Regions from separate parts of the Homo sapiens genome. Here region 2 is linked to region 1. A link is an interaction called in ENCODE POLR2A ChIA-PET data of the cell type or tissue named here. Cell type or tissue: Caco-2. All regions are shown on one strand. Links, peaks and the distances in the headings refer to the core of each region. The heading gives the core; the rest is flanking DNA.

Evidence for each region. ChIA-PET counts read pairs that join two places held together with the same protein. Peaks named below come from ENCODE experiments on the same cell type or tissue, not always from the same donor. Only the 100,000 strongest peaks of a DNase experiment are listed, where the experiment ranks them.
Region 2: POLR2A ChIA-PET joins it to region 1 with 8 read pairs; 3 of 35 experiments call an interaction of 5 or more read pairs at or near these places.

What each region holds. Positions count from the first base shown.
Region 1 is chr14:62,688,668-62,695,481 of GRCh38, forward strand. No RefSeq gene overlaps it. Among named protein-coding and RNA genes, the nearest start is that of KCNH5, 350 kb to the right of the region's middle. RefSeq lists an enhancer at 3,504-3,798 and a silencer at 3,504-3,798. In Caco-2, for the core only: no CTCF peak of the experiment used is centred there; DNase peaks (open chromatin) are centred at 3,744 and 5,554.
Region 2 is chr14:62,904,956-62,911,769 of GRCh38, forward strand. The region is part of intron 7 of KCNH5 (potassium voltage-gated channel subfamily H member 5); the gene reads right to left. Among named protein-coding and RNA genes, the nearest start is that of KCNH5, 140 kb to the right of the region's middle. In Caco-2, for the core only: no CTCF peak of the experiment used is centred there; a DNase peak (open chromatin) is centred at 3,756.

The DNA.
Region 1 (6,814 bases), core at 1,151-6,150:
TGTCATCTGCAATACTTGTGAACTTTTGGAATAGCACAACACTCACAAAAGCTAGAAAATAAAATGGTACACGTGTATTTCTGTAGGCCACATTTTTCAATCTAATTTATATCCAGTAAAATAATATAGTTTCTATAAACCTTAACTCATAAACCAGCTAATAATAGGCTCTGAAGAAGCATAGGTAATACGGTACCTTATTACACCCATGTTCAGAAAAATTAATAGGTCAGATCTGGAAAATTGTATACATCACTGGAACATCCTTCAACATTGAACTAAGGCAAGGCACACTCTTGACCATTAGTCACATCATTGAGACTCAGGAGCTGTGCTTTCTGTCCACCTGCTCTCCTGCTCCCAGCTCACCTTAAGATCCACCCAAGTTGTTGTGTATATTAATAGCTTATTCTTTTTTATTGTTGCATAATGTTCCACAATATCGGCATACCATAGTTTGTTTCACCATTGAGGGGCATTTTGGTTGTTTCCAGTTTTAGTCTATTACAAAAAAGGCTTCTATGGACAATTGTGTACAGCTTTTTTGGGGGGAACATTAGTTTCATTTTGGATAAATATTCAGGAGCACAAATTCCTGAGTCTTACGGTAAGTGTATATTTAGTGTTTTAAGAAACAAACTGTTTTCTAGAGTGAATGGAGCATTTTACAGTCCTGCTAGCAACAGGAGGGAATACAAATGCAGGTAGACCACAACACCCATGCTCCCATCTGGAAGTCTGAGGATGATTCTTTCCACAATCATTATTTTCTCTGCATCCTTACCACATTCCTTCCACTTGTACCTAGTCCTTTATATTATTTGTATACCTCTCAGCATCCTACCTTGTATTCTAAGCTCCTCTGAAGGCACGAACTCTCTCCCGTATGCCTCTGTAACGCTCCCTTTTAAGGCGTAGTAGTTTTATGTAGTATGAATCTAATGCATGTCTGTAAAATAACATACATTTGAAAAATTACAGGAAAACTAAAATGATATAGTTGTATATTGGTAATTCCACATATTCTAAAATGTTATTAGCATCATACCAGAATATACAGTAGTGATCTCTTCATTTTAACCTTTGAACCAAAAGGAACAAATCTGAAGAAACCTGAAAATACTGAGTAGAAGGTAGTCTCTCTAAGAGTCAGACAGTGAGGTATTAAGATATTCATTCACCATTTTATGATGTTGACATTTAACAATGTTAAGATAACATTCAACATTTGTTTAGTCAACAATGACTGATTACATTCTACACATGTGGCTCTTTGTTAGATCCTGGAGAAACAAGGGTATCCAGGAAATGTGGCCTTGGCCTTCACAGAATCAGCTTACGGGATCAGTAGAGTGAGAATGGGATTTAATTTTGTAAATTAGTGGGAGCCCAATCTGCACTTTACAGGCACAGAACCAGTGTATTTAGAAGCAGTATAGTCTGAGGTCCTAGAATTGTGAAACACTTTTCAATGGGCATCTTCTTTCAAAGCTTCACCGTGGCTTGAGGTGTTGCAGGGAAATGTAAGCCAAAAGACTTGGTTTGGAGAGATATTGAATCTCTCCAACTGTGAACAATTCTGCTTTGCTTGGAATAGTTCATGCTCTTTCACATCAAGTCATTCTGGAAAAATGACCATTAGCCAACAAGTCAAAAGAAAAATAATAGTATACTTTCCTCAACTTTTCCAGAATGAGTTTACAACACAAAGCAACAAAGACTTTTAAATTCCATGTTATTATAATTCTTAAGCTTGTGAAACAAACTATAATTTTTTAAAACAGAATATTATTGTATAGCCATATCACCTGCTTTACAGGATTTTTCACCAGAAAAATCTTCTTATTTTAGTTTAACTTAAAAAACAATGCACCAAAGAAAAGCAAAGCCTGCTGGAGAAACTAATGGATAGAACCCTGACTAAATAACTTTTCCATGAAATAAAGGGTCTGACTGAGAGCTTGAAAAGTAAACCAGCCCAAGATACTGAGTTGCCTGAATTGCAAGGAATAGATCTTGCCTAGATGTGCAACTATAATTTTTAAGGTGCTTTACTTTTAAAGATTTTTATAGTTTAATCTAGCATTTATTACCTGCATGAATGGATGAATACTAGACAACTATAAGAACAGTTCAGAATAGGAATGCAAAATTCCTCCTGAATTCTTTTCAAAATCAGCTTTTGAGATTAATAAAATCTCAAATCTCTCATTGGGATAAATAAAATCTTTTGAGATTAAAATCTTTGGCACCAAACTGCTTTGCAGCACCTATTAAGAAATAGTGTAAATGGGTTCCTTGAAATAGTCAGACATATTAAGCAGTGAAGGAAGCTTTGTAATTTCAAGCAATACCTCCCAAAAGTGCTAATGCCTCTGATCCCCCTTCCCAATAATTCACTAAAATATCTGAGAAGTGCCTAGTCTTATAGCTCAGAAATCAATTAATTGTCAACCTATTGGGACTGAAAAATAGTGGCAACGAGAGGCAAAAAGAAGGTGAGAGATGTAAACATTGTCTCAATACAATATATTCCAATACACCTTTCACCAAAGAAGATGATATAGAAAGGGCACAAATAAAGATGCTTAAGATCATTAATCATCAGGAAAATACACATTTAAACCACAGGAGATACCACTATAGACCCACTAAAATGTAACTAATCAGAAAGGCTGATAATACTACGTGTTAGCAAGGATGCGGAGAAACTGGAACCATCGTATGTGTTGTTAGAAGGAATGTGAAATAGTACAGTCACTTGAGAAAATAGTTTGGTATTTTCTTTAAAACTTAAACACACATCTACCAAAGGTCCCAGTAATTTTACTCCTACATATCCGCCCATGGCAAATGAAAACATATACCTACACAGGCATTATTTATAAAGCAAAAAAAAAAAATTAGAAATAATCTAAATGTCTATCAATTGGTAACTAGACAAAGTGGGGTATAACTGTGTATTGAAATACTCAGCAATAAAAATGAACTGCTGACACATTCAACAACATGGATTTACTTCCAAAGCATGGTTTAAGAGAAAGAAGTTTGGCACCAAAGCCTGTGTATTGTATGATTCTATTTAAGTGAAAGGTCTGTTAATGGCAAATCTAAGGAAAGAGAAAGCACAAGAGGACTGCCTGAGGCTTGGGAGGGTAGCGAGGACTGACAATGGGCATGAGGGACCAGCTTGGGGTAACAGAAACATTCTAGAACTGGATCATGGTGATGGTTGCACACCTATATGAATTTACTAAACCCATAGTATTATAGATTTATAGTGAATAAATGTATGCTAGTTAAACTATAATAAAGTTATTAATTAAGAAGCAATAAAGTTTCACAATGAAACTTCTCCAATAGATCTCACTGGTGCCAATGTACAAATACCAGACATAATTCATTTGTAAACAAAGTGTGGCTCACTGTCAGGACTAAGGGAAGCAAGATTCCTAGAGTCTAGAAATATCACCTAATTCTCAAAGAAATAAGAGTGGTGGCTATCAAGTTAAGATGATTACTTGCCTCATAAGCTTATTTCATTTACATGAATGAGGTGTATGTGTGTGTAATTATGTAGAAGCCATCACATTCAGTCAGATCTGCAATAATAGTGGTAATGGAAACATAAACCTAAGCAGGATTCTCAATGAGTTTTTGCACTGACGTGCACAGGCAAGCCCATATCTCTGCCTCTAAGCACATACTCTCTTTCCAAAGGTTGTGTAATGAGTGAGTCAGAGCTGTGTACACATAAGAAAGGAAAGAGGGCAAGGCAGGGCAGGAATTCAGCTCAATGAAGCCGCGGAGCCTCCATTTAAAAATGATACTAATGAGCCCACAGAAGACATTTTTACCAACATTTGTTAGATCCCCTACAATTTAAGCTATAATAAACTGGATAGTATCAAAACTAGGCTCATTTATAACTTGACAGACAGTTAAAAGAGTTATTTGATTGTTGAGCAGATTCTTCTTCCAAAATAAAAACTAATCCATTTTTTAAATTACAAATTTCACATGAAAGAAGCTAGTATCTGTGTATGAATACTTAAATATCAAATGAAAAAGACACAAATGTTCTGTAAAGTCTATTCTGAACTGAAAGTTATAGCATTGGACTGGGAATTTTTGCTTTGTCATGGCAGAATATGGTTCTGCTCTATTCAGACAGGCACAAAGGGACTGTGGGATGTAGAGATTATATACAGACTGAAAGGATGAGCATGGATCTGCCGTGCCCTAACCCCCAGCCTCTACTGTGGTGCTTTGCACTATTTCTAGGAATGTTCTCATGAGTTACTTTCTGAATAAGCCAACTTCTGACTGTGGCTGAATTGTGGGTCAAATCATTCACATAATGGTTTGTGTAATTTGAAAAGAGCAAGCAGCATGCCGTGTGGTCTAAATCAGGGAATCTCAACCTCAGCACTTTGGGCATTTGGGATGGGATAATACCTTCATTATGAGAGTTATTCTATTCATTGTAGGATGTTTAGCAGCATCACTTGTCCCTATCAACTAGATGCCAGAAGCACTGTCGCCCTAATTAGACAACCCAAAACACTCCCACAAATTGCCAACTATCCCCTAAGAGCAACACTGGCCCCAGTTGAGAACTACTGATCTACACGATCATTTCAAACTCTTTGGAGTAGTGAAAAGATTGTATAGAAACTTTGAAAAAGTATCATTTCCTTCACTGTTGAACTGTCCAGATAACTGTAAAGCTATTGATACCTTGAAAATGCAAAGTATCTTGAAAAGTGAAGACATTTGCAAAAAGCAAAGTGTCATTATTTCACTTTTATTGCATCAACGAACTCCACCATTAAGAACGGTGAAAGAGGAAAACACATTTGATCTAAGCATTCAAACTGGATTTAAAAAGAGATTCATTTTTACTACCTGGCTGATGCAGGTCCAAGCTAAACCAATCACCTTTATTATGAAATCACAGCAAAAGACAAAATCCAAAATTTATACACAGAGTATCACCACGTTTGACTACAAAGCCTTATGATATACAGAGACCCTCACTTAATTAAACCATCAAAGTGAGAACAGCCATAATGTGCTAATTTTTGTTGAGCAGTATTAGTTGATGGACACTAAAATTCTCCTGAATAAAGTGAATTATCATTCTGTTCTAGTGGCCTCCTGTTCACCCCGTCGGTGAGGGAGGAGTCCCCCACCCTAAATAATACAAGATGGCCAAACACCAAACCCTGGGCAGATGAAATAGCAATTTGTTGGTCACATATACTCACAGCCCAGAGGAGAAGAACATCCCATACCATGTAGGGCCACACTGGGGTTGGACTCAGAACAATCAGAGGCCATGGTGAGGCACACTTTGTAGTAACAAGGGGGTGAGATAACCCCTGGTTCCCACAGGAGGATGTGATTGGATTGTTTGAAGAAATTTGTTGGATGGCAAGAAAATGAAAGCCTGTTAGGTTGCAGACTGGTGGAGTGCAGCTGGTCTGACTAATAGGGAAACTAGCCAGGTGGAAGCCTTTTTCACTGGGGGTCAAGGGGACACATCTAGCAAGAACAAGGGAACTTATGGTTAGGTCTTTGGGGCCCGGTGACGCACAAACATATCAAGGCATCACATGGTGTTCTAGGCCACATAATACACATTGTCAGGGAGTTGGAAGTGTTTTATGATGTCTCACTCATTTTGAATGCAAAGAGAATACCAAGTGATAGATATATCCTCCTGCATGACTTAGCTGTACTGAAGCTTTTCAAAACAGGAGTGAGTCTTAAAGAAATAGACTTGAACTACTCTAAGCATTCTTTCAAGACTTTTAATAGTAGTAGCTATACTGGGTATAGTGCACACTTCTAAACACTGTAGGGAGCTATTAAACAAGAAGGGACACAGCCCTTTTCCTTTTTTTTTTTTTTTTTTTGAGACAGAGTTTCGTTCTTGTTCCCAGGCTGGAGTGCAATGGCGCAATCTCGGCTCACTGCAACCTCCGCCTCCCGGGTTCAGGGGATTCTCCTGCCTCAGCCTCCTGAGTAGCTGGGATTACAGGCACCCACCACAACGCCTGGCTAATTTTTGTATTTTTAGTAGAGATGGGGTTTCGCCATGTTGGCCAGGCTGGTCTCGAACTCCCGACCTCAGGTGATCCGCCCACCTCAGCCTCCCAAAGTGCTGGGATTACAGGCGTGAGCCACCGCTCCTGGCCACAGCCCTTTTCCTTAAGTAGCTCATGTATACATGACCATAGTGTCCTGCACAGATATCAATGCTCCTGTGGGACTTTTCCACATAGGTCATCATGCAAAGGAGAAACTAAGTGGATGCCATGAATTGTAATACTCCATATCTGTAAATAGAACATACACGAAGGGGAACCCTAGCATTTTTCCTATGTTAGGAACTTCAGCACAAGGCTAAACCCTGGAATTCTGTAATCAGATTACAAATCCTCCAAAAAATAATTTTAACATTTATTTCTATAGGTCCTGATGTAAAAACCAAGGGCCTAATGCAGGTCTGAGAGTCACTTTGAGGCAAATAAGAGCTGAAAGTCAGAGACCTGAGTTTGAAAACATTTTCTGATACTTTCTAGCTATGTGAGGTTACAAGGGGTTATCACCCAGAGCCTATGGGCTTATTTCTCTAACGAGGTTGTTAGAAGCATTATATGTGAGGGTGTCTGAGACTGAAAAATAGTAGATATTTCTACTTATCCAAACATCCGTATACAACACGCAAAATTATAAGAATCTTGGTTTTATATCAAAGTCAATTCAATAAAACAACAAGAAAAACACACAAGATGCAGCCCTGTAA
Region 2 (6,814 bases), core at 980-5,979, 220 kb after region 1:
ACACTCATTTATAAAATTCAAAATATACGCTACCATGGTTCTAGTTGCATTTTTGAGTATCAGTGTATTTCTTCAGTATTGCCCACAGAATCAAAGAGCTGGTAGAGACTTTGAAAAGTCACCAAGCCACGCTTCAGGTTCTGATGGCATTATACCCTTAGTAGGCTAAGAAAAGAAAATCTACCTCACCAAACAAGTAGCCCCATCTTCTTTTTTTGTCCTATCTTCAGAACTCAAAGCCTCCCCAGTTCATTAGATCCTTCAGAATACAATTAAACCTCTTTTGTTTTGTTTTAGCTTCAAATAAAAACACCTGGTAACATTTGCATAATAACCCTATTAGCTAAAATTATTAATGAATATAAACAATAATAAGGCACAGAAACTGAGGCTATGGAAGGAGAGAAGTATGCATGTTTGCCATGAAAGCCAGCATCATTTTTGGACTTAATTCCATAGTAACTATAAGATAAAAGTTTGGATTTGTTCTTATTTTTTCCTTTTTTTGCTAAGATCTCCTTTCTATCATTCTCCTTCATTGAGGGGGGCAGGGGAGAAGGATGACAAATGTTAGGTAAGAGTCTTGGACTTTCCCAAGAAAGAGGAAATCATGAAGTCACCAATGGTTAGAACATTTCTCTGCTAAATGTGTTCAATTGCTGTGGAAATCCTGTCACCTTCCCTGCTCTCCAGTAAATTAATCCCAACTTCCTGCTCAGTGAACCAGTTGTCAGTGGAGAAGAGGGAAGCAGTGTTACTGAAGCCAGCCTTCCAGGGTGAGCCAACAATGTCTAGTTCTCAGGGCTTTGATCCCTTTCACTTGCTATATCTAAAGGTCCCACAGAGTGCTTTTAGATAGGCTTTCAACGCCATGATAAAAGAGCAACGTGTTCAGTAACAGTTATCAAAATTAGGTCAAGACTGAGACTGGCACCAGGCCCACTTCACATCCAGCTCTCACCCACCCAGAATGTGGCAGTGCTGTCTCCTACTCCCCACCCTAACTCTCCCATAGGTTTGAAAATTTGCCTCCCTTACTCAAAAAGGTAGCACATCTAAGGTAAAACTTTTAAGTAAAATCTCCTTTCATGAGCAATGAATATAGTTCTATTCAACTGCATAGGGTTTTCTCAGCATTTTAATATCTAGACCACAATCACTGTTTATTGGCTCATTCATTTATTGAGAGTGTATTAGGTGTTAGACACCATGCTAGGCTTTGGTTAGGAAAGATGAGCCAAAACATGTGCATTTCCTGTGTTCAGTGGAGCTTACAGTCTATCTAAAGGGGAATATCACGTAAAAGAGTCACAAATATAGTATGTCTGTGTGTGTAACCACACACAGACAGACACGCACATACTTGGTGCTGTGAGAATATAGAAAAGGTTGAGCTGACCTTGTCTGGGAAGTCAGAGAAGGCTTCTCTAATGAAATAGTGATTGAGCCAAGATGTAAAGGAAACATAGAAGCTCATTCTGTAACAAAATCCCTTTCCTCTCTTTTACAAAAATCTATATTTCACTTGGATCAACACTATTCACAGGTTTCCATTAAGAATGAGAATAATCTATCTTCCTTTAAAAAAAAGGTCAGATACTAAAAATGTACAACTCATTTCTCTCTCTGTTGAACAACAAATAGAATATAGATGGGCTTTTCCCCTTTGGCTTTCTAATTGATATTGTTAAATTCATAAAGAGAAATGAATAGACTACTCTTCACATGTAAGGGTTATATTGTTTACTCACCATCAATAGAATACAAATTAGGAGAGTTTTTTAAACATAACAAAACTTTTTTTTTCTTGTCTCATTTTATGGTGACATCCATATTCTTTCTCATTCCACTTTCCTCATCAGCAAGAAATGTATATATCTGTAAAGAGAGTTTACTGTACTTGAGAAGGAATCAGAATCCAACCGACCCCAAAGTGTTCTCAAGTACCTTACCTAGGGTGTCTCAAAAGCAAAATAAAAAATGTATCCTGCAATGAACAACGTATAGCACTGTCTCAATTCTTCCTGAATTCTTTGTAAAGATTCAGCTTGCATTTTCAACCCTAATCCATTTTCTTAACTTTACAATCCCAATCCCTTCCTGAATTCTGACTATACTTTCCACATGTAGGATGTGTCTCACTGTCTTTCTAGACAGTCTTCTCTCCTTAATTCTTTATTAAATTCTGCTGCTCTGATTTTTTGTTAGTGCAACTTATCCAGGATGTTGGCTTGGATGTGGAATCTCAGAGAAACTAGACAGATCAATCAGACCCTATGACAAAGATCCTGTTTCTCATCTATATGGAAATATAAAATATGACCCAGTCATACCTTGAGTGTTTCAGGAGTGATTACAGGGAAGCAAGATAGATCTAGCCCATTACTCTCCCTTGTTTATGATGCCTGTCACTCTATCAGAGAAGAAATGAAATAAGTCTGCCATGATTTGTCTTCACAGTGCCACACTGACTATTTCCTAGTTTATCGTGCATTTTTATTCTCTCCCACATGATGGTCTCATTGACAACTTCATGCAAGTCTGGAAGGAAAGGGCAACTGCCAAGGTTAGTATATAATAAGAGTCCTGAAATCCAGGGAGATCAGGTTTCCAGGACAGGAAACCAAGCACTGCAATCCACAAATGACTGCAGGGTCTGGAAATTGAGGGTCAATTGCCTAGACAAGGAGTCTGAGTAACAGGTATAGAAAACTAAAAGCAAGTAGGATTGCCATACCTAGTCATTCCGTTTTGTCATTCCCTGTGCACTCATGGCCTTTCTATAAAACAGGAAGCCGTTCTCAAGCTCATGTGGCCTGGCTGGAGCGGCAAGTGACAAGCACAAAGCAGAGCAGCATGTGCAACTTGCTCTGGCCCCTGCCCTGTGTAACAGCATAATAAAGAACTTAGTGGATCAACCAATAGTCGATGTTCTCCTGCTGTTAGTCACATGAGGGCATTGTGCAAGATGAAGGTCATCTTCTACCACAATGACGTCTTCAAAATATTAAAGATACTTTCCCAAGCATCCCAAGGGTCTCCTTGACTCTCCATTATGAATCTATCCACAAAGACCTTATTTAAATGATTTTCAAACATAATTATGTATACATACTACACAAACTTTTGTGGGTAATGGATTCTACATGTTTTCAGCTCAGTTTGTATAACAGTATATTTCATTTTATTTGACCAAAAAAGGGGAAAAAAACAGTTTGTTAAGCATCAATATGTAGTAAATAGGAGGCTACCATTCTTGAACACATTTCATCTTCACAGGACTACAGTGATCTCCATTTTACAGGTTAGGAATCTGAAATGCAATGAAGTCAACGGGTTTGTTAGTTGTCAGGGGAGCAGAGATGAGCACAGACATGACAGACGGATACGTCTGACTTTCAATCACCTTCCTGCTTCCTGTTCACCCGCCTACTCAGTAACACAAAAAGAGCCTCCCTGGCCAAGATGGTAGCCTTAGAACATGCTATGATCTCTCCTTCCCACCCCAAATTCCTAGAAATTACAAAATAGCTTGTTGAAACTTAGAGGAAGAATCCTCAGTAAACCTCAAATTCAGGGAAACTATTAGGAATCCTTCAAAGATAGGAGACAGCACCTAAACAAAGAAGGGACATAAAGCTGCAAACACCCAGAGGCACAGACTGGAGCCCTCCTGGCAAATAACACTTCACATGTGTCCAGCTATAGCTGGAGGAATCAGGCTTGTCCTGTGTGACTTCGCTGTGAAAGAATTTTTGGAAGATTGTGCCCAGTGTCCTCCAGACTTTGCCCCATGTGCCTTTGCCCTTTGTTGATTTTGCTTTGTATTTTTTTTTTTTTTTTTTTTTTTTTTTTTTTGCTGTAATAAATCTTAGTCATGAGTATCACAATATGGAGTCCTGTGACTCCTTCTAGCAAATCACCAAACTTGGGGGTGGTCTGGGGGATGCTGACTCATTGACCTACTACCTGACCAGGTCCAAATGACTCTTTGAGCAAACTCAACCAAAGTTTTAAGTAAAAGAAAACTAACTGTAGCCAAGCTGCTCTCAAACATAGAAAACACTATGCTACGTATTTTTTTTTTTTTTTTTTTTTTTTTTTTTTTGAGACGGAATCTCGCTCTGTCGCCCAGGCTGGAGTGCAGTGGCGGGATCTCGGCTCACTGCAAGCTCCGCCTCCCGGGTTCACGCCATTCTCCTGCCTCAGCCTCCCAAGTAGCTGGGACTACAGGCGCCCGCCACTACGCCCGGCTAATTTTTTGTATTTTTAGTAGAGACGGGGTTTCACCGTTTTAGCCGGGATGGTCTCGATCTCCTGACCTCGTGATCCGCCCGCCTCGGCCTCCCAAAGTGCTGGGATTACAGGCGTGAGCCACCGCGCCCGGCCTATGCTACGTATTTTAAAGGCTAATAGAACCAGACAAGGGATATGGAAGAACAGAAAGTTCTCACACAATTTTAATTATGAGCAACATTGTAAAAGTCCTAAATAAATTATTAGCAAATCAAATCTAGCTTTTTATTAAAAGAAACATCATGATCAGGTTGCTCAGGCCAAAAACCTCAACCTCTCTCTCTCTTCCTCTCACACCTTGTATGCAATTGGTCAGAAAACATCCAGTTACCTCTATTTCAAAATAGAAGTGGATGTTCTTCACCCCCACTGCCATCCACCAAGTCAGTCTCAATCACCTCCCTCCTGTATTCCTATAATAAGCTCTTTATATGTCTCCATTTGCTTCCTTTGCTCACCCGCCACCCACACCCCCACACAGTCTATTTGTCCAGAGTGAGCCCGCAGAGGCACAGGCAGGTGATGCCATACCTCTGCTTAGAACCACACAATGTCAGCCCATCTAACTGAGAGTACAAACCCCCCAAACACACTCTGCTCCTTATATGCTTTGCTCCTTCCGCTTGCCATTGTACTTATCTCTTCTAACGAAAAATACAATATTTCATTTATTATATGTATTGGTTTTTTTCTTTTTTTGCTTTCCATCATTAGAATATCAGCTTCATTATGCCAGGAATTTTTGAGTGTTTTGTTCACTAACGTAACTCAAGTGCCTAGAATGGTACCAGTTCCTGTAGGCACTTGATATTTTTTGAATCAGTATGTGACCAAGAATTGAAAAATAGTTCCAGATAAGAAAGATATCAAGGCAATTCACTACACTAACATGTTACACACACACACACACACACACACACACACAAGCTTAATAGATGCTAAAAAGTTTCATTTTTAAAAACCTTACAAATTATAAATAGAAGAAATATTGCCTGTTTTATTAAAGAAATAGCAAACATCATGCTTATTATGAAATTGGAAGCATTTCATTAAAATTAGAGAAAGGAAAACAGATGCTCATTTTCACAGATACTAGTACATATTTTACGGGGTGTCCTAGAAATGTAACAAGACAAGGAAAAAAATATTAATAAAACAGTCTAGGATGGAGACAAATAGTCATTACACAAGATTTTCACTTAATTTAAAAAAACAAATAGAATCAACTGCTAAAATACTAGCACTAAGTTATGTAACAGGACATAAAATCAACATACAAGAATCAGTAATTCTCCTACACAGCAGCAATAACAAATTGAAAAGGTAGTTTTGGAAAGAACATAAAATAGACATTCAGAGCACAGGCTGTAAAATACCTGGGAATAAATCTAACAAGGAATATTCAAGATCTTTATGGAGAAAACTACAAAATGTTTCTCCCTCTCTCTCACGACTCTAACCATGCTGGGCTCTGTACGGTTCTTTGAGCACATCAGGCAGCTTCCCAGCTCACAGTTTTGCACCGGTGTTCCCTCTGGAAAGCAGCTTTTTCTCAAGATGTTCACATGGCTCACTTTTTTCCCTGATTCAAATGTTACTTTATCAGAGAAGACTCTGCTAATCAAACAGGGTATGTGTGTGCATACACCACACACACACACACACACACACACACACACACACACACACACCCCTCTGTTGTTCTGTCATCCTATACCCTACTTTATTGTATCATAATGGAACATATTATACATTTGTTTCTTATTTCTCTATTTTCTCTCTTCCCTCACTGAAATACAAACTACTACTTAAGAGTAGGGGCATTTAAACAATGATGTATCCCTAACACCTAGAACAGTACTCTAAAATAGTATATACTTAAAAATATTTGTTGAGTGAAGGACACACAAGAATATATGAATAAATGAAGGTATACCATGTGCATGGAGAGGAAATGTTGATGGTATAAACAACATAATGATCTTGATTTAACCTATAAATTCAACACAATCTTTCTTTCTTTTTTTTTTCTTTTTTTTTTTTTTGAGACGGAGTCTTGCTCTTTTACCCAAGCTGGAGTGCAGTGGCGCAATCTCGGCTCACTGCAAGCTCCACCTCCCAGGTTCACATCATTCTCCTGCCTCAGCCTCCCGAGTAGCTGGGAAAATTCAACATAATCTTAATCAAAAGCCAAGTAGAATGTTTCCATGGAACTTGATGAGATAATTCTGAAATTCATACAGAAGAGTAAATGATCAGGAATAGACAAAGCCTGGAATTGTACCCTACCAGATCCAAAATATATTACAAAGATATAAGAATTAAGAAAACACAACATTGATTCAGAAATAGACAACTTGATCAATAAAACAGAATACAAATTAGAGAAGTGGGTCAATATTTGTGAACATTTTGTATATAAGAAAAAAACATCAGCATGTCAGATTACTGGAGGAAGGCTTTTAACTAGCTTTTTTTTTTTTTAACTCAAAAACTGTCAAGTAGCTGGGCACGGTGG